2 separate regions of the Homo sapiens genome follow, and region 2 is linked to region 1. A link is an interaction called in ENCODE POLR2A ChIA-PET data of the cell type or tissue named here. Cell type or tissue: Panc1. All regions are shown on one strand. Links, peaks and the distances in the headings refer to the core of each region. The heading gives the core; the rest is flanking DNA. Region 1 holds the start of LOC124905207 (a long non-coding RNA gene). Region 2 overlaps IL13RA1 (interleukin 13 receptor subunit alpha 1).

Region 1 (16,014 bases), core at 6,190-11,189:
GCAGATAGCCTTGTCTTGTTCCTGATCTTTGGGAGAAAGCTTTCAGTCTTTCACCTTTCAGTATGGTGTTACCTGTGGGTTTTTTATGGATGCTTTTTATCTGGTTCAGGAAGTTTCCTCCAACATGTTTTGCATCTATTTTCTGATCCAATTCTCCTTATATATGTCATATAGGAATCAATTCTTCATGTGATCCTGTATCACATATAAGGAAATGGATGCATAAATGGTTAAGAAATGCACTCAAGACACGCAGGAAATTAGAGATGAGGTCACGGTATCCTGATTTATAGTCTATTGTTTTCAACTCTACTTTTTCCTTTGGTCTTCTGCTTCAACTTCTTGCAACTTTCTAGAGACTAAAAAGGGTTCATCTTTTCCACTTTTTCATTTAAAAGGTAACCTCCATATGGGTAGAGTCTGGATCTGAACTTTTCCACCTCTGTTTTCCCAGAACCTAGCACAGGATAAGTGCTTGAGCAGTCTCAAGGAAATAAAGCCAGTTTAGATAAACAGCACCCCTGGAGCCTTTATTATGTGCAAGGTATTGTGGGCAGATATCCCAGAACTCGGAGAGACTGTGGTTGAGGGAGATAACAAATAGTCACATTAAAAAGATATTATGGGCCGGGCATGGTGGCTCATGCCTATAATCCCAGCACTTTGGGAGGCCGAGGCAGGTAGATCACCTAAGGTCAGGAGTTTGAGACCAACCTGGCCAACATGGTGAAACCCCATCTCTACTAAAAATACAAAAAGTTAGCCAAGCCTGGTGGCACGCCTGTAATTCCAGCTACTGGGGTGGGGGGTGCGGGGGTGGGGGAGGGCTGAGACAGGTGAATCGCTTGAACCTGGGAGGCGGAGGTTGCAGTAAGCCGAGATCGCACAACTGCACTCCACCCTGGGCAACAGAGCAAGACTCGGTCTCAAAGTATTATGAAGAAGTCTGATAATAGCAAATCAGTGGTAGTTACAAGTGCTTGAAAAGGCAGAGTCTTTATAGATGTAGACTGAAAAAGGCTTCATGGAGGAAATGCCATGAATTTTTCTCATTTTTATTAGAACTGCCACTAGCGTGTCTGTGTTGAGGAAGTACTTTAGGCCAAGTTTTTAACAGGAAGTTTAAAAAATTAACTTCTTTATTTTTATCATTATATGAATTCCAACAATTAAAACCATCCGTAGTACACAATATGCAAAGCAAAAATAATAAAGTGCATATAAAATCAGGTAACATTCTTTATATGTTTTTTCTCAGACTCTCTCATCCTGTTTTGGTCTTAGACACAAGCCAAGTTAAATCAGCTTTTTCTTTTTGTCCAGAAAACTTATGCTCAATTTTCTTCATCCTCTTGATAGAAAACCTTTACAGCCAACCTCAGTCAATTTCTGATCGACAAGTCTCATTCTTTATATACCATAGTGTTTTGTAATAGTCATTACTTTAGTAGATCTCCTAGAATTGAGTCTTACAGGCTCTAGACTTCTCATCCTGCATGCTTACTGCATGTGCCTTTCATAGAAAATCAGTGAAAACTATCATATGAGCAGGTAAAGGCTGCAGTGTGGAAGCTGTAGACCATTCATTCATCCATCACACATTTATTGACCACCCACTGTGAACCAGGTATATGAATGATCAAGGCAATATTTCACAGGCAGATAATGCAGATGGGATGTTATAATCTAAAAGATAATTCAAAAGTAGTCTTCTTCTGTCAATAACGAATCTTCCAAATTCTGTATTCTTGAAGAGAGACATCTTATGTCTCTGATGAATGTGAGTAATAGTTCCTAGTACTGATATATTGTAACAATTAATATGTTGATTGAGAAGCAAAAGCTAAGCCATTATAGATGTGGAATTATGTTCAATGCAAAGCTGACCAGCTCCTATAGTACTCATGCAGTGGGTTATTTCAGAATTCTTCTGTGGCATAGTCAGGATTTGAGATACCTTCAGAGCCACGATGATATCATGTAATAGTACTATGTCCTCCCTCCCCATCCCAAACTAAATCTAGACACAAATACACATGCAATGAAAGAGGATTAGAGAGAAAGAAAGGTGGAGTTGACAAAATTATCCCTATCAGAACAAGGAAAATGAAAATGAAGCCGGGCATGGTGGCTTACTCCTGTAATTCCGGCACTGGGGAGGTCAAGGTGGGAGGATCACATGAGCCCAGGAGTTTGAGACCAACCTGGGCAACATGGCGAAACCACCTCTCTACTAAAAATACAAAAAATCAGCCAGGTGTGGAGGCATGCACCTGTAGTCCCAGCTACTCAGGAGGCTGAAGTGGGAAGGAAACTTGAGCCTGGGAGGCAGAGGTTGCAGTGAGCCAAGATTATGCCACTGCACTCCAGCCTGGGTGACAGAGTAAGACCCTGTCTAAAAAAAGAATAATAATCATAAAGAAAATGAAAGACTTCCAGAAGAAAGCATTGCTGCAGTTTGTTCCACAGCAACTCCCAAGTAGTCACAGAGCCAGCTGAATACAGTTCAGGTCACATGTAAGAGAATTTTTAAAAATGTACCCACATTATTTGTACAAACTTGTAGGGTACATGTGAAATTTTGTTACATGTATGTAATGCATAGTGATCAAGTCAGGGTGTTTAAGGTGTCCATCTCCCAAGTACATTTTTGTTTTAACTGTAGTCACCCTATTCTGCTATCAAACATTGAATTTATTCCGTCTATCTAACTGTACCCTTTAACCCACTTCTCTTCATCCTCCTTTCTGAAGAGAAATTTTCATGGAAATGATTTTGGATATTTACACAGAATGTTTTATTTTTTAAAACAAAGTAACCTCTCTAACCACCACCACCTCTTCTTTGTTGTAGAAACAAAACTCAGAATTGAAGTTTTAGCCCTGGAATATCTTCAGGAGGGGAAATTCCAGCTCTCCCCATTGGTTTAACCATCTTGTGATTTTTCTCATTTTTATTAGAACTGCCACTACCGTGATGGCCTCCAAGTTTATTTCATTATAGCTCTGTGACGCTAGATGAGACTGTTGGGTTGGGGGGATGCTGCCGGGGGAGGGGGGTAGTTAGGGGTACCCATACCTACCTGGGTGTTTTGGCTGCTCTCCCTCTAATGATTATTCTCATCTTGAGAGTTTTGGCATCCCTACTGTACAGCACATTTGTTAAGTATACAAATTCTGAAGCAGGTTGACTGGGTCAGAATCCCAGTTTTGTCATTTACCAAGCTGTGGGACCTTGGTCACATTACTTAACCCCTCTAGGTCTTCATTTCCTCACCTGTAAAATGCAGGTATGAATTGTCCCTACCTCCTAACATCGTGAGGATTCAATGAAGCCAAGTATATAAAGCATAGAGAATGATGCCTGGACTGGGCATGGTGGTGTGTGCCTTTAACCCTAGCACTCTGGAAGGCTGAGGTGGAAGGATCACTCCTGGAAGAGCCCAGGAGTTTGAGGCTGCAGTGAGCTATCGTGCCACTGCACTTCAGCCTGGGTGACAAAAGCGAGACTCTGTCACTAAAAATATAAAAATAATTTTTTTAAAAAAGGAATGCTGCCTGGCACATCTACGTAATTGTTACATCTATATATGTGTTATTTATAACTGTAATCTTTCCCCCACAGCATAGGATAATTTTACCAGCCATGATACCCTCTGTGTCTCTGGGCCCATCCCTCCATCCAGGTAGGGGTAATGGATGGGTCAAGGTCAGGCAATTTTTGCCATTTGATATCTTACAGGTCACCTCTGGCCTCCGTTGATCTCACCATATGGTGAAGATCTGTTCCCCCATGAAGGGACATTGTTTTCTGTGTGGTGGTATAAGTACCAACAAATATACACAGATGCTGGCTGTTAGCAACTAGTACTGCCATACTGGCGCATCTTGGCTGAATATCAGCCCTGCTCCTGTGTCTGTCTTTTTTTTTCTTTTCTTTTCTTTCTTTCTTTTTTTTTTTTTTTTTTTTTTTTTTTTTTGAGATGGAGTCTCGCTCTGTCGGCCAGGCTGGAGTGCAGTGGTGCGATCTCGGTTCACTGCAACCTCCGCCTTCTGGGTTCAAGTGATTCTCGTGCCTCAGCCTCCCAAATAGCTGGGACTACAGGTGCACGCCACCACGCCCAGCTAATTTTTGTAATTTTAGTAGAAATGGGGTTTCACCATGTTGGCCAGGCTGGTCTCGAACTCCTGATCTCAAGTGATCCACCCGCCTCAGCCTCCCAAAGTGCTGGGATTACAGGCGTGAGCCACTGCATCCGGCCCTGTGTCTGTCTTCTTGAACAAAGCCAGTGGCTTATCTTTATGGCTTTCTTGTGCATCTGAGGATTGATGAAAATTCCCATGTGCCACCTAACTATAGGATTTCTCTGCTTACTGGCACTTCCTTTGGCTTTGTTACACTACCAGAACTACACAGAAAGTGGTTTTGGATTTGAAATTCAACTAGTGGGACTTGCTCAGTATTCCCTCCATAGAGAGCCTCTCATACACAGTCTCCTACAGTTAAGTTTAATTTATTCCCCTCATTTGGATTTCCCTGTCACTGGTCACAGATTGCTATTTTATGGCTCTCAAGTAGATCAGAAAGGTTTTCAGAGTTCCCCTTCCCCACCTCCTACCCACTTCTCTGTAACGACAGACACCCTTTAAGGGAAACTTGGCCCAACCAATATTATTTGAAGACATTTCATTCTCACTTAGGTAATGGGGCTTGGAGTTGAGGTCTACCTTTTTGTTGCTTTCTAGTAAAGCACTGACCCCTATCTCACAGTACTCTCCTAAGCCCTGTCCTCCCTGACAACTTAGTTGCTTTATCTTTCCAGGAGCACCCTCACATTCCTATATTGTGCACACTCAAGACAATTTCCCAGTGTCCACTTCCTGGCTGAATCAATTTCCACAACCATGACGTGTAACTCCAGCTCATCTCACCAAAGGGCATTTTAGCAAGTCACTGCAGATGCTGCAACTCGGAAAAACACGTTTAGTTAGGATCTGATGAGTCTTCTCCATTAGATAAATGTTGTGAGGTGGAACTTACTGTAATTTCCTTCTCTCCACCCAAGATCTAAAATTTTTCTCTGAGTTGGCTCCCTCTCTACCTTCAGTCTCCCTTCCTGGAAGATTTACCCCAGCAAGGATGTCTTCTTTCAGATGGATATGAGTAAGTTAGTTTCTGCCCTCGTTCTGTTTCTTCCTTCTCCTGCTCTGATGTTGGCACATCCTTAGGAAGTCAGCTACTCCACCCCCTCTACCAAGATGTGGCCCAATGAGGGTAGGGTATCTTTCACTTCCCCTTTCTGGGAGGCCGACTGGCCAAGACTGAACTACCTAGACCCCCCCACCCTTACCACTGTCATTCTACTCACTGACCCCACATGCTCATTTTTTGGTTGTTTGCTCCACTGTCCCTGAGATCTTAGAGGAGGGGTTCTTAACTGGGGGTGGTTTTACCCCCTAGGGAACATTTAGCAATGCCTGGAGACATTTTTGGTTGTCACAACTGGGGCAAAGAGGTTGCCACTGACACCTAGTGGGTAGAGGCCAGGGATGCTGTTAAACATCCTACTATGCACAGCTAGCCTCCTACAACAAAAACTCACCTGGCTCCTGCTATCAATAGTGCAGATGTTGAAAAACACTGGCTAGAAGGAATGCCTGCCTCACTGGAATGTGTGATGCCTACTCCACCGCTGGTTTGTCTTCAAGGAGCCTTTTGCTGGTCAACTCACCAATAAATCCACTAGGAGATCTCTCCCATTAATAGCTGTTTGTACCCTCATTTACATCTGTCTGCCCCCTCACATGTTTGCATGCCACAAGTAATGGTGGTCTGCTCAACCTTCATTCCTAACTCTGCACTTCATCTGCAGGTTGGCCATACTCAAGAACCTGAAGGTGCTCAGGATCTGCTTCATGATCTCCGTGGCTATCCCTTTCACTTTCCGGTGAAGTAAAGGCTTTCTCATTACTAGAAACCATCCAAGTTAACTAGGCCATACAATTACAATGTCATTGCTACTACCACCTATGAAGCAGTATAGTTTATTTAATAAAACAAAACCTAAGACCTCTAAGTTATTAGCCCTGAAGGAGAAGCAGTAAGTCGGGAGGACTTGTCTACTGAAGGACAAAAACAAACTCCCAAATCAATGGAGAGACATATTTTGTTAGAATTATAAATATGTGACTTCTCTCCTTAATATCTGTCAATTCAATGCCACCTTAGTCAAAATCCCAGAAGGATTATTATTATTATTATTATTATTATTATTATTATTATTATTATTATTTTGAGATGGAGTTTTGCTCTCTTGCCCAGGCTGGAGTGCAGTGGCACGATCTTGGCTCACTGCAACCTCCGACTCCTGGTTTCAAGCGATTCTCCTGCCTCAGCCTCCCCAGTAGCTGGGATTATAGGTGCAACACGCCCGGCTAATTTTTGTATTTTTAGTAGAGACAGTGTTTCACCACGTTGGCCAGGCTGGTCTCGAAATCCTGACCTCGTGATTCGCCTGCCTCGGCCTCCCAAAGTGCTGGGATTACAGGCATGAGCCACTGCACCTGGCCAGGATTTTTTTTTTTAACTTGGCAAAATGATTATAAAATTTATCAGAAGCACCTGAAGTCCCAGCTACTCAGGAGGCCAAGGTGGAAGGATTGCTGGAGGCCAAGAGTTCAAGACTATCCTGGGCAACATAGCAAGACTCTGTCTCAAAAAAAGGAAAATTGAAATAAAAAATAAAATTTATCAGAAGGAATCAAGATGTAAAAACAGCTAAGAAAATACCAAAGAAGAGGAGTAAGGAGCCCTGGCAGACATTAAAATGAATAATGTAGCTAATTAAAATTGAACATTTTACCCATAAAAATTAAACCTAAAAATAAATTGGACATTTACTAATAGAGAAATAGGCAGAAGGATGTAATAGGACACAGAATCTGTATGTATATAAAAATGTGTATGATAAACGTTGGATTTCTGCCGGGCGCAGTGGCTCACACCCGTAATCCCAGCACTTTGGGAGGCCAAGGTGGGTGGATCACCTGAGGTCAGGAGTTCGAAACCAGCTAACATGGGGAAACCCCATCTCTACTAAAAATACTAAAAATTAGCTGGGCATGGTGACACAAGCCTGTAATCTCAGCTACTCCGGAGGCTGAGGCAGGAGAATCGCTTGAACCCAGGAGGTGGAGGTTGCAGTGAGCCAAGATCGTGCCATTGCACTCCAGCCTGGGCAACAAGAACAAAACTTGGTCTCAAAAAAAAAAAAAAAAAAAAAAGTTGTATTTCAAGAAATAACAGTGTCAAGATCATTCAATAAATGGTGTTGGAATAATTAGGTAAGCATTTGCACCTTTTTTTTTTTTTTTTGAGACGGAGTCTCGCTCTGTTGCCCAGGCTGGAGTGCAGTGGCACAATCTTGGCTCACTGCAACCTCCACCTCCTAAGTTCAAGCGATTCTCCTGCCTCAGCCTCCTCAGTAGCTGGGATTACAGGTGCGTGATACCACACTTGGTTAATTTTTGTATTTTTTAGTAGAGATGGGGTCTCACCATGTTGGCCAAGCTGGTCTGGAACTCCCGACTTCAAATGATCCACCCGCCTTCGCCTCCCAAAGTGCTGAGGTTACAGGCATGAGCCATTGCACCCGGCCTTATGCACAAAATTTAAGGGCTCTCTATTTACACAAAAATAAATTTCAAATTGATTAGAGATTTAAATGTAAAAGACAAGATCCTTTAAAAACTAAAACTGGGCATAGATTATTATATGTGCAGTAGAGGTGAGGAAAGTCTTTCTAAAGAAGACTTAAAAACCAGAAGTCAAAAGGAAAAGCAATTAATACATTTGATCATATAAAATTTAAATTTAAAAAGATTATAGGCTGGGCATGGTGGCTCACACCTGTAGTCCCAGCACTTTGGGAGGCTACGGTGGGAGGATCATCTGAGGCTAGTTCGAGACCAGTCTGGCCAACATGGTGAAACCCAGTCTTTACTAAAAATACAAAAATTAGCTGGACACAGTGGCATGTGCCTGTAGTCTCAGCTACTCAGGAGGCTGAGGCAGGAGATTCACTTGAACCCTGGAGGCGGAGCTTGCAGTGAGCCAAGATTGCACCACTTCACTCCAGCCTGGGCGACAGAGCGAGACTCTGTCTAAAAAAAAAAAAAAAAAATTATAAAGTCAAAAGGAAAATAATAGTAAAATATTTGTAGTATACATGATAGGATAAGGATAAATATTCTTACTATAAAAAGAGCTCTTACAAATCAATAAGATGAAATTTCTCAATAAGAAAACGGGTAGGCTGGGTGCAGTGGCTCACACCCGTAATCCCAGCACTTTGGGAGGCTGAGGTGGGTGGATCACCTGAGGTCAGGAGTTCGAAACCAGCTAACATGGGGAAAACCCATCTCTACTAAAAATACTAAAAATTAGCTGGGCATGGTAGCACAAGCCTGTAATCCCAGCTACTTGGGAGACTGAGGCAGGAGAACTGCTTGAACCCAGGAGGCGGAGGTTGCAATGAGCTGAGATTATGCCACTGTACTCCAGCCTGGGCAACAGAAAAAGACTCCTTCTCAAAAAGAGAAAGAAAAGAAAATGGGTAAAGAACGTGAATAGGCAATTTGCAGAAGAAAAAATTCAAGTGGTCAATAAACATAGGAACTAATGTTCAATTTTATTATTAAATAAATATGAATTAATACTAGACAAAGGAGGAAATATCTTTTTTAAACTCTAAGAAGAAACAAAATGATAAACATCTGAGATATCTAGTCTAAAAAAAGGTTGGTACAACTTCAGAGACACTTTATCTGGGTTCCTTGCTTTTTCTCTCTGCTTCTTACTCCCCATAAACCTACTTCTCCCCACAGGAGGTGCCTTCTAGACATCTTGACATCGTGGTGAAGATGGAAAGAGTGTTTTACTAGACATGCCAAGAAAGGCTCTCCCAGTTCAAGTTTGCTTGTTTGGTTGTTTTTTTGTTTTGTTTTTTGTTCGTTTGAGAGACAGACCTTTTTACCAAGGTGGCTAACACAAAGAATTAACTTGTCCAGCTGAGAACTCACCCCTGAGTCACAGAGGTTTATGTTACTCTGGTTAACTCAAACATAGAACCACAACTAAGCAAACCGCAACAACTGCGGCATTCATAAAACAAGAATCATGCTTAGGCAGTCATTTAAGTGGGCTCATCACAGGACAGTAAATAATGACAAAAGAAAGCAGGGTGTGGAAGGGAATTGTGATGTTAATAACTCGTACAATGCTTAAATGCATGCCCGGCACTGTTCTAAATTAAATCCTTCAATGATCACTACAACTTTGTTAGGTAATGACACATATCCCTCATTTTATGAATGGGGAAACTAAGGCACAGCAAAGCTAGATAACTTGTTTGAGATCACACAATCGGTGGCAATGCTGGAATTTGAACCCAGAGAATCTGGTGTAACAGTTCACACTCAAGCCACCACTTTGAGAGGAATCAAGGGAAAAAGAAGAGAGATCTAAGAGAATAAAAAGGGGAGGAAGGAGGAGGAAAAACTCAGCTCACTAACACCTGAAGGCAATTGCTACATGGTACCCAGCCTCCTTTTTCAGGCCCACACCCAGGTCTTTGCAGTCCCCACCTCTACCTCTGTTATCAAGCTTCCTAAAATGACATGATTTGGGGATAAGTGTTCAAACTATTTTTTTCACAAATAAATGGTGTCCAGAGGAATTGATGTTGTTTCTTTTTTCTTTTTTTTTTTTTGAAATGGAGTCTCGCTCTGTCACCCAGACTGGAGTGCAGTGGCGTGATCTCCACTCGCTACAACCTCTGCCTCCCAGGTTCAAGTGATTCTCCTGCCTCAGCCTCCCAAGTAGCTGGGATTACAGGTGTGTGCCACCACGCCCAGCTAATTTTTGTATTTTTAGTACAGACAGGGCTTTGCCATGTTGACCAGGCTGGTCTCAAACTCCTGTCCTCAAGTGATCCGCCTGCCTCGGCCTCCAAAGTGCTGGGATTACAAGCATGAGCCACTGCGCCTGGCCTGATATTGCTTCTATTGTATCTTAGATTCAGGGGGTACATGTGCTTGTCTGTTACATGAGTATATTCTGTACTGGGAGTGGGCTTCTAGTATAGCCATTACCCAAATAGTAAACATTGTACCTGATAGGTAATTTTCTAACTCTCTCCCCAATATAATAATAATAATTATTATTATTATTATTTTTGAGACGGAGTCTCACTCTGTTGCCCAGGCTGGAGTGCAATGGCATAATCTCGGCTCACTGCAACCTCCGCCTCCTGGGTTCAAGCGATTCTACTGCCTCAGCCTCCCGAGTAGCTGGGATTACAGGCACCCGCCACCACTCCCGGCTAAGTTTTGTATTTTTAGTAGAGACAGGGTTTCACTATGTTGGCTAGGCTGGTCTTGAACTCCTGACCTCAAGTGATCTGCCCGCCTCAGCCTCCCAAAGTGTTGGGATTACAGGCATGAGCCACCGTGCCCGGCCTTATTATTTTTTATATTACAAACAACAATTGTTTTCAGAAGGAATCCATGTGAATTCAGGAATATAAAAATGCTGCCTTGGCCAGGCACCATGGCTCATGCCTGTAATCCCAGCACTTTGGGAGGCCGAGGTGGGTGGATCACGAGGTCAGGAGTTCAAGACCAGCCTGGCCAACATGGTGAAACCCCATCTATACTAAAAATGCAAAAATTAGCCAGGCATGGTGGTGTGTGCCTATAATCCCAGCTACTTGGGAGGCTGAGGGAGGAGAATTGCTTGAACCCAGGAGGCGGAGGTTGCAGTGAGCCAAGACCACGCCACTGCACTCCAGCCTGGCAGCAGAGCAAGACTCCGTCTCAAAAAAAAAAGAAAAAAAAAGCTGCCTTTTTGGTTTCAGTTTTCTTCCCTCTGCCTATGTGCAACCTAGAGCACCAAAATCAGAAGATCCATTCATGCCTTTTCCGCAGCACTAAGCTATAATTTAAACAGGAAAAGGCAAAGTTGCAGCTTTTGAACAGCCATAAGCCCTTACATCCTAGTAAGATGGCAGACTAAATTGTAGATAACTCCAGCTTCTCAAATTCTTAAAAGCCCTGTAGTCTTCATCCACCCTGTGCCATGTCTTTAGGATTCTATAAGACAGTAAGACTTTATTTCTAAACCAACTACTGAGATTGAAGATAAAATTAGAGCTTTAAGCCCCTTACCAAATTAATGGGAAGAGACTCTGAAAATTTAGAAATTCACTTCTGGAGTAGTGGAAGAATGGCGAAATTCACCTACTCAGTTTACAGTGGGGCCTCTCTCCAAGTTCGAGAGCCTGACACCCAGCTGTTTGCTGAGCTTCTCTCCTTAGGTGATCCACAGGCACCTCACAATCACCATGCTCCTCTTTCCTCTCAACCTGCTCCTCCTCCTCTGTTCTCCGTCTCAGTTGAGGACACCCCTTCCTATCCAGTGACACTGGCCAGAAATTTACAAGTCACCTAGACTAGTGGTCAGTAAGCTTTTCCTATAAAGGACTATTTATAGAAATATGTGAAGCTGGCGACAGAGTGAGACTCCGTCTCAGAAAAAAAAAAAAAGAAGAAATATGTGAAGCTTTGCAAGCCATACACTCTCTGCTGCAGCTACTCAACTGCTGCTGCAGGATGAAAACAGCTACTGAACAATATGTAAGAAATGGGCAGGGCTATATTCCAGTCAAATTGTGTGAGTGCTAAAATTTGGATGTCATGTCATTTTCATATGTTACAAGATATTCTTTTGAGTTTTTTCCAACCACTTAAAAATGTAATAAACCACTCTTAGCTTACAGGTTGTACAAAAGTAGGTGGGCTAGATTTGGTATATGAAGAGCTTGCTGCTCTAGAATCCTCACTCTCCTCCCTTCCCCACATCTGATCAGACAAGTCCAACAATCTCACTTTGTTTTCTTTTTTTTTTTTTTTTATCTGAGAAGGGGGCCTTACTATGTTGCTCAGGCTGGTCTCAAACTCCTGGTCTCAAGTGATCCTCCTGCCTCAGCCTCCTGAATAGCTGGGACTACAGGTGTGCACCACCATGCCTGGAGATCTCACTTTTTAAATGGTTATTGAATCTCTTCATCCATCTTTACATCATTTTAGTTCAGGTACTTGTCCATTTTGCTTTTTTTTTTTAATTTTTGAGACACAGTCTCGCTCTGTCACCCAGGCTGGAGTGCAGTGGCACAACCTCGGCTCACTGCAACCTCTCCACCTCCTGGGTTCAAGCGATTCTCCTGTCTCAGCCTCCAGAGTGGTTGGGATTGCAGGCACGCACCAAGCCCAGCTAATTTATTATTTTTTTTTTTTTGTATTTTAGTAGAGACGTGGTTTTACCCTGTTGGCCAGTCTGGTCTCAAACTCCTGACCTCAAGTGGTCTGCCCACCTTGGCCTCCCAAAGTGCTGGGATTACAGGCATGAGCCACCGCGCCAGGCCCATTTTGCTTTCTGACATAGACAGTTAAGCAAAATTGAAAACTACAAGGAAAGATCCTCTACAACTATCGTACATGGAAGTACATGTCCTTCCCATGTTTTTTTAAGTTCCTTATAGTGTATAGCATAAGTTACAGATTAGTTTGCCCCTTCCTTCAGCTGGCACTGGATAAATAATATGTTAATGCATGCCACCATTTTCTGCTGTGGCCTGGGAAGAGAGGGCATATGATGCTCTATCAGCTACCTCCAGTGAAAGGGTCTACAAAGCAGAGAGTGGGAGACAGCATTTGAGAGCATGCTGGCTGTTTCTAACCTCAGGGGCTGGCTGGACTATGTCTGGCCCCTTCTTTCCAGTGGTCTCCACACTGGATATTCAGATCTGCTTTCACTTGGAACCACACATCTGCATGTGGCTAGGACCCAGCTAATCTGCCAAGGACATTTGAGGTGTTTGCTCCTCAATTTCTAGTTCTCTGCCCCATCTATACCTTTGATGAGGCATTGGACAGCAATAGCATTCTTGTCTGGAAACATGACCGGCGGGCAAATATCAAGGGAGCTAGTGCCACCTACATGATGACAGTCACCACATCATGGTGACAGCGAGCAAGAGACATTAGGTAAACCACTCTTTGATGTCATTCCTTCTGTGTAAAGGGGAAAAAGAGGAAATCCAATCTAGTTCCTATTTTATTCAATTACTGGAATATAAGAAACATTTCAGGCCGGGCACTGTGGCTCACACCTGTAATCCCAGCACTGTGGGAGTCCAAGGCAGGTGGATCACTTGAGGTCAGGAGTTCCAGACCAGCCTGGCCAACCTGATGAAACTCCGTCTCTACTAAAATACATAAAAATTAGCTGGGCGTGGTGGCGGGTGCCTGTAATCCCAGCTACTCGGGAGGCTGAGACAGGAGAATTGCTTGAACCCAGGAGGCAGAGGTTCCAGTGAGCTGAGATTACACTACTGCACTCCAGCCTGGGTGACAGAGTGAGATTCTGTCTCAAAAAAAAAAAAAAGGAACATTTCAAATTTGTGATTGTTTCCTTTTTCTATGGTGTCTAATCAGTTTCTTTTATTTACTTATTGTTCTACTTTTTAAATGTTTTTGTGGGGATGAGAGTCTTGCCATGTTGCCCAGAACTGTTCTCGAACTCCTGGGCTCAGGTGATCCTCCCACCTCGGCCTCCCAAAGTGCTGGGATTTATGGGCATGAGCCACCATGCCCAGCCAGTCAATGTCTTAATAAAACATCTTCTGCCTGATTTTCGACAGGATGATTGTTATCTACTTATCTTTCAATTTAAAATTACTGGCCGGGTGCAGTGGCTCACACCTGTAACCCCAGCACTTTCGGAGGCCAAGGCAGGCGGATCACTTGAGGTCAGGAGTTCAAGACCAGCCATGGTGAAATCCCATCTCTACAAAAATGCAAAAAAAATTAGCTGGGTGTGGTGGCACATACCTGTAGTCCCAGTTACTCGGGAGGCTGAGGTGGGAGGATCACCTGAGCATAGGAGGTCGAGGCTGCAGTGAGCCAAGATCGCACCACTGCACTCCAGCCTGGGTGACAGAGGTAGACTCCGTCTCAAAGAAATAATAATAATAAAATAAAATTACCTTTCTCTTCATTACAAAAGTGAGCTATGACAGCAAAACTTGCTCAATGAATAACACAAAAACCCTTTCCACAACAAACACCTAGAAATGTAAAATATAACAACATCACAAATAGCTATTTAATATCATCTCCCCTTTCCTCAAACCTTGTTTCCTCTTCTGCATCTCACTGTCAGCAAATGATCTTCTTTCTCATTGCACTGAAAAAAAAACTGGAATCAGAAGAGAGTATCCTCCTCCCACTGCCAAATCTACCAACCTCCCTGCTGCCTTTCCTGATCTCATCCAATCTCATGGTCATATATATAGGCTTATGGCTCCCAAATTTGAGTTTCCAACCCAGATTTCTCTAATCTCAAAAATATTATGCCTGGCCAGGTACAGTAACTCTCGTCTGTAATCCCAGTACTTTGGGAGGCTGAGGCGGGTGGATCACTTGAGGTTAAGAGCTCGAGACCAGCCTGGCCACACGGCGAAATCCCGTCTCTACTAGAAACGCAAAAATTAACTGGGCGTGGTGGCTCACACCTGTAATTCCAGCTACTTGGGAGGCTGAGGCACGAGAATCACTTGAACCCGTGAGGCAGAGGTTGCAGTGAGCTGAGACTGCACCATTGCACTCCAGCCTGGGTGACAGAGTAATACTCTGTCTCAAAAAAAAAAATTATGCCCAGTTGTATTATGACCTTTCCCATTGCATATCTCAAATTTAACCTGGCCAGAACAGTACCCTCAATCTACCCCACAAGCCTGTTCTTTTCCCAGAATTCCCCATCTCGGTAAATGGTGTCACCACTCAATTAATTGCTCAGACCAGAAACCTAGGAGTTGAGTCAGCCTCTCTCTTTCTCTCATACCTTGTATCTAATCCTTCACTAAATATTTGTGTCTCTCCCTTCAAAATATACTTTTTATCTCATGCCTAGCTAACCACAATAGCCTTCTAACTTATCTTCCTGTATCCACTCTTTACTACCTTAGAGTCTATTCTCAACTCAACAGCCAAAGTGATCCTTTTAAAACATAATGCAGGCTGGGCACAGTGGCTCACACCTGTAATCCCAGCACCTTGAGAGGCCAAGCTGGGCAGATTGATTGAGCCCAGCAGTTCCAGACCAGCCTAGACAACATGGTGAGACTCCATCTCTACACACACGTGCACACACACACACACACACAATATATATATATATATACACACACATACACTATATATATACACACTATATATAGTGTATATATATACACTATATATATACTATATACATACACTATATATATACTATATACATACACTATATATACTATATACATACACTATATATACTATATATACACTGTATATACTATGTATACACTATACACTATATATACTATATATACACTATATATACTATATATACACACTATATATACTATATACACACTATATATACTATATATACACACTATATATACACTATATATATACACTATATATACACTATATATATACACTATATATACTATATATACACACTATATAGTGTGTATATATATATACACACTATATATGTGTGTATATATATATACACACATATATATGTGTGTGTATATATATATACACACACACACTATATATATATATATAAAATTAGCCAGGCATGTTGATATGTGTGTAGTCCCAGCTACTTGGGAGGCTGAGGTGGGAGGAGTGCTTGAGGCCAGGAGGCGGAGGTTATAGTAAGCTGAGATCGCATCACTGCACTGCAGCCTGGACCACAGAACTAGACCCTATCTCAAGTTTTAAAAAACCAACAACACATAAGGCAGGTTAAGTCATGCCTTTGTCCAAATCCTCCAATGGCTTCTCTTCTCATTCCAAGTAATCGCAAAAGACTATGAAGCCCTGGCTAATCTGGCACTTTGCT
Region 2 (5,000 bases), core at 1-5,000, 51 kb after region 1:
GGTCATATAGTAATGGCTTATTTAGTTTTTTTTTTTAATGCCAAACTGTTTTCTAAAGAAGTTAGTTCACCTTACATTTCCACTAGCAATGCATGAGTTATTGATGTCTACTTTTAAAAAGGAAAATGATATGTCCGGGGTCAAAAAGTTGTTTGTTTGTTTATTTATGTTTTTGAGATAGAGTCTTGCTCTGTCACCCAGGCTAGAGTGCAGTGGTGAGATCTAGGCTCACTGCAACCTCTGCCTCCTGGGTTCAAGTGATTCTCCTGCCTCAGCTTCCCAAGCAGCTGGAATTACATGCATGCACCACCATGCCTGGCTAATTTTTGTATTTTTGGTAGAAACAGGGTTTCAACGTGTTGGCCAGGCTGGTCTCGAACTCCTGGCCTCAAGTGATCTGCCCATCTCGGCCTCCCAAAGTGCTGGGATTACAGGTGTGAGCCACCACACCCAGCCTCAAAAAGTAGTTTAGCTTCCTGCAAAACAACTTTGATATTTTGATATTTGATACTTTAGTATTTGGTATTTGTGACTATATCTACTACAAAGTTTGTTAAATTTCTAAGTTAGTCTTCCATCATTCCCTTTAGAGCCTAGAATTATTAGCAACAGAACAAGGAAGAAAGACCAGATTAATCCAGTTTAATTCAGTAAACCTTTATTTAGAACACTTTGTGGATAAACCACTGAATGCACAGCAGAGACAAAAAACATATCTCTTCTCTCCTAAAGCTCAAAATATAGAGGAGAAGATAGTGCCTGATACAGTGACCTGCATTAAATTAAGTAAGACAGTGTATGCTGAAGGCTGTTGCAGAGGGATAGATAGATTCCTGTGGGAAGTTAGGTTGGAGCTTGGGGTGGTGGTCGAGGGGAGGTGGATGGGTGGATGGAGAGGGGACTGAGAGGCTTTGATGAAGGAGGAAGACTGCCTAGATGGGGGAGTTTCTCTGATGCTGGCCTCTGGGGAAGAGCATTTTGAGAAATGGAGGTATTTAATCGTTGTGATGTCAGGGTGGAGAAGGGGAGACCTAGCATAGGCAGTCTGCCTCTACATGGCCTTGTTCCCTGACTGTCATTTGTTAAGACTTCTTCTGAGAGAATGGGATGTGGAGAGCCATGTCCAAGACTTGTGAAGCTACTGGATAAACATGGCCTTTCATGCTAGAGTGTCTATTTTGCCTGATGACATGATGGAAAGCATTTTTGATACATTAAAACACTCATGGCTATATCATGGAATAGAATGCAAAAAAAAAAAAAAAAAAAGTAACACACATTTTTGGATGAAAACCTCCAAAGTTGCCCCAGGATTCACATCCGCACTCCTCCCTGGTGGAAGGATCCTCCTGGCAAAGTTGGGAAATCCTGCAGGTGGAGCCAGAAGTTCTGTGTGGTTATGTCTGAGGTCTGTTTCTTTTTCCCCCCCTGATGTAAATCTCATTTGAGGTTTTGTAGTTTCACCTGCTCACTCTTGGTACCTGTTGTTTCTCCTTTACTTAAAACCCTTCAGTGGCTCCCTGGTGGCTTTAGGTTAAAGTCCAAACTCTCCAGCATGACAGACAAATCGCTTTATGACAGACCTGGCCCCTGTCAACCTCTCCAGACTCGGTTGCATCTGCCTCCATGCACCCCCGCCCCTCTTGCAGCCTACCATTCGCCCGCAGCAAACTTCTTTCAGTTCCTCAGACTGCTTTCTTCAAATACTCAAACACAACACTAGATTTCAAACAGAATATTCAAACAGAATAGTGGAAACATTCTGCATCCTCTTGTAGCCTAGGCCTTTCCTTTTCATTTGGATGCCTCTTATTTGTCTTTATCCTTATTTCAGCCCAGACACCATTTCCTCTCCAGAAAGCCTTCCTTGACCTCTCAAGTCTAGACATGTGTCCCTTCCTCTTGTCTCACGGCACCTTGCAATTTCTTGTGTCATACTACCCAGCACATTGTGTTGTCATTTCCTGTTACTTGGTGGTAGCCTGCTACAGGCTTCAGTTTCTCTTGAGAGCGGGAGCTGTGTCTTGTTTCTCCTGGTGCCTGATATATAGTAGGTATTCCATAAATAAGTTGTGAATGTTTGGTAGGATCCAAAGCTAGAGAATATTCAGGGTTGCGGTGATGACTTATGAGGTATAAGCAACTGAGGAATATTATGGTTCATGAATAAAAAGAGAGAAGGATTGAGTAGATCCAGCTCCCTAAAGAATTGCTAAGAAGGGGCCAAAGAACTAAGCCTTACTAAGAAGGAGTAGCCTGGCTGTTGATGTTGTAGTAAAGTTTAGGGAGAGCTGTTACACAGGCTTTTAAGATGTCTTGTGAGTTGGCAGCATCCATGTGTTTATTATGCTATTAACCCCTCTTGTTTTCCCTGGAATCATTATTGGTAAAACCGCAGGGAAAACCTTTAAAGAATCTATGTCTATATAAGGGACTGGAAAAGAAGGGAAGAAGTCTTAAAACTGTATCTCATTCCATGGCAGACTGGGTAGAAAATTATCCCAGCTATTAGAATCAGGGTGGCACTGGAGGCAGATGGTAGCCTAGTCCTTGGGGTTCTTCTAAGACAAAAATAGGGAAGTGCCTTGGGGATATACTAGCAAAAACAAAGTCTCAATGCAAATTGTTAAAAGAATGTTTCCTCTGGGTGAATGAATTACAAAAAAACCTGGACTGACCAATTTGAAAAAGCATTCCTCTTCCTCTGGGCTGAAGCAGGCTCTCACCAAAGCTGAGAGCAGATGGTACTTGGGCTGGCTTTCAGCCCTCAGTTGATGTCTTTTTGCAGGGAACAATCTGCACAGCCACTGGAGGTCGCTCAAGATGCAATTCCAAGATAGTGGTGGGTCACTAGCATCCAAGGGGGCAGATATCAAGGATCCTACTTTTTTTTGCGATAGGGTCTTGCTCTGTTGCCCAAGCTGAAGTACAGTTGGTGTGATCATTGCCCACTGCGGCTTCAACCACCCAGGCCCAAGCCATCCCCCCATGTCAGCCTCCTGAGTTGCTGGGATCACAGGTGTGTACCACCATGCCCAGCTAATTTTTGTGTTTTTTGTAGAGATGGGGTTTTGCTATGTTGCCCAGGTTGCTCTCGAACTCCTGGGCTCAAGCCCGTCTCGGCCTCCCAAAGTGCTGGGATTATAGGCATGAGCCACCGCACCTGGCCTACTTCTTGTCATATACAGTCCCAGAGCTGGTCATCAGCAGGGGATCTTTCTGTAGTGTAGTTCTGTGCCATCCAGTATAGGAGCCACTGGCTACATGTGGCTAGTTACATTTTAATTTAAATCAATTAAAATTGAATCAAATTAAAACTTCAGTTGCATAGTCTCGCCAACCACTTTCACAAGTGATGAGTGGCTCTTGTATTGGACAGCACAGATAGCGACCATTTCCATAATCCCAGAAAGTTCTGTTGGATGGTGCTGGTATAGATTCTGTATCTTATCCCCTTACCACCCCACAGCTTATTCTTTCTGGAGCCACACTGCTTGGGTTGAAATCCTGGCTCTCTTCCTTACTTTAGTGTGATTTTGGGTAAGTCCCTTCTCTCTCAGCCTTAGTTTCATAATCTGTGAAATGGAGATAGTAATAATAGTGCCTACTTCTTAAGGTTGTTGTGAGGGCTAGTGTTTAGAGCCATGACTAGCTGCTAGCATATGTAGAGTAAGTGCTCAATCCATAATAGCTATTATTACTATTGGCCAGGCGTGGTGGCTCACGCCTGTAATCCCAGCACTTTGGGAGGCTGAGGCAGGTGGATCATGAGGTCAGGAGATCCAGACCATCCTGGCTAACACAGTGAAACCCCGTCTCTACTAAAAATACAAAAAAATAGCCAGGCGTGGTGGCGGGCACCTGTAGTCCCAGCTACTCAGGAGGCTGAGGCAGGAGAATGGTGTGAACCCGGGAGGCGGAGCTTGCAGTGAGCCGAGATCCCACCACTGCACTCCAGTCTGGGCAACAGAGCAAGACTCCATCTCAAAAAAAAAATACTATTTATTATTATTATTATTGTTATTATCCCCACTCCTTTGCAGATGCAGTCAGTACACAGCGCTGGCCTCTTCCCGTCTCACAGAATTAGTACCTAACCCATATCTCCTTCTTTCTTGCTCTCCTCTAGATAGATCCTTTCTAATCAAAACCACAAAAGAAAGGGAGTCAAGACACAGTGCTCATTAGCAAGCACCAGAAATGGTTTAGGTACCAGTATAAATCACATCAAACAAACTGCCAGAGACTGTTTTCCCTAACCCCCAACCATAAAATACGGAGTCTTTCTTTTTTTTTTTTTTCTTTTTTTTTTTTTTGGAGACAGAGTCTCATTCTGTCGCCAGGCTGGAGTGCAGTGGTGCGATCTCGGCTCACTGCAGCCTCTGCCTCCCGAGTTCCAGTGATTCTCCAGCCTCAACCTCCTGAGTAGCTGGGATTACAGGCACGTGCCACCACACCTGGCTAATTTTTGTATTTTCAGTAGAGACAGGGTTTTACCATGTTGGCCAGGCCGGTCTGGAACTCCTGACCTCAAGTGATTCACCCACCTCAGCCTCCTAAAGTGCTGGGATTACAGGCGTGACCCATGGCGCCTGGCCTGGAGTCATTTTTTGAAATCAAAATAATTCATTGAAGCCCTAGGGCAATGACTTGTGTCCCTGTAGGGACAGTCTGGCATTGAACAGACCCCGGCCTGAAGAGCTTCAGACTAGTCATGCCAGCGAATTTTAGGGATTTTTTTTTTTTTTACCACATTAATCATCTTCTGAGTTGGGAGAATAGTCTTTAATTTGTCAATTTCCTTCTCATATCTGCAGTGTGACTCTGCAGATGAATTCAGTATATAAATTTTAACAGGAATCACCTGCTGTTTTAGGTTAATGTTTCACAAGAATTCAAGAAATGTTATCTATTCAGAACCAGTATTTTCCCTTCTATAATTATTTCTAAATTACAACAAAATTGTTTTAAAATTTCATTATCTGAGATCCATGAGCATA

Evidence for each region. ChIA-PET counts read pairs that join two places held together with the same protein. Peaks named below come from ENCODE experiments on the same cell type or tissue, not always from the same donor. Only the 100,000 strongest peaks of a DNase experiment are listed, where the experiment ranks them.
Region 2: POLR2A ChIA-PET joins it to region 1 with 16 read pairs; 3 of 35 experiments call an interaction of 5 or more read pairs at or near these places.

What each region holds. Positions count from the first base shown.
Region 1 is chrX:118,693,783-118,709,796 of GRCh38, forward strand. LOC124905207 (a long non-coding RNA gene) reads left to right here and starts at 4,204. Exons shown (of 2, transcript XR_007068306.1): 1 at 4,204-5,947; 2 at 8,886-9,736. RefSeq lists a silencer at 3,517-3,746. In Panc1, for the core only: no CTCF peak of the experiment used is centred there; a DNase peak (open chromatin) is centred at 9,109.
Region 2 is chrX:118,750,651-118,755,650 of GRCh38, forward strand. The region is part of intron 4 of IL13RA1 (interleukin 13 receptor subunit alpha 1); the gene reads left to right. Among named protein-coding and RNA genes, the nearest start is that of IL13RA1, 26 kb to the left of the region's middle. RefSeq lists an enhancer at 1,596-1,695. In Panc1, for the core only: a CTCF peak has its summit at 2,743; no DNase peak of the experiment used is centred there.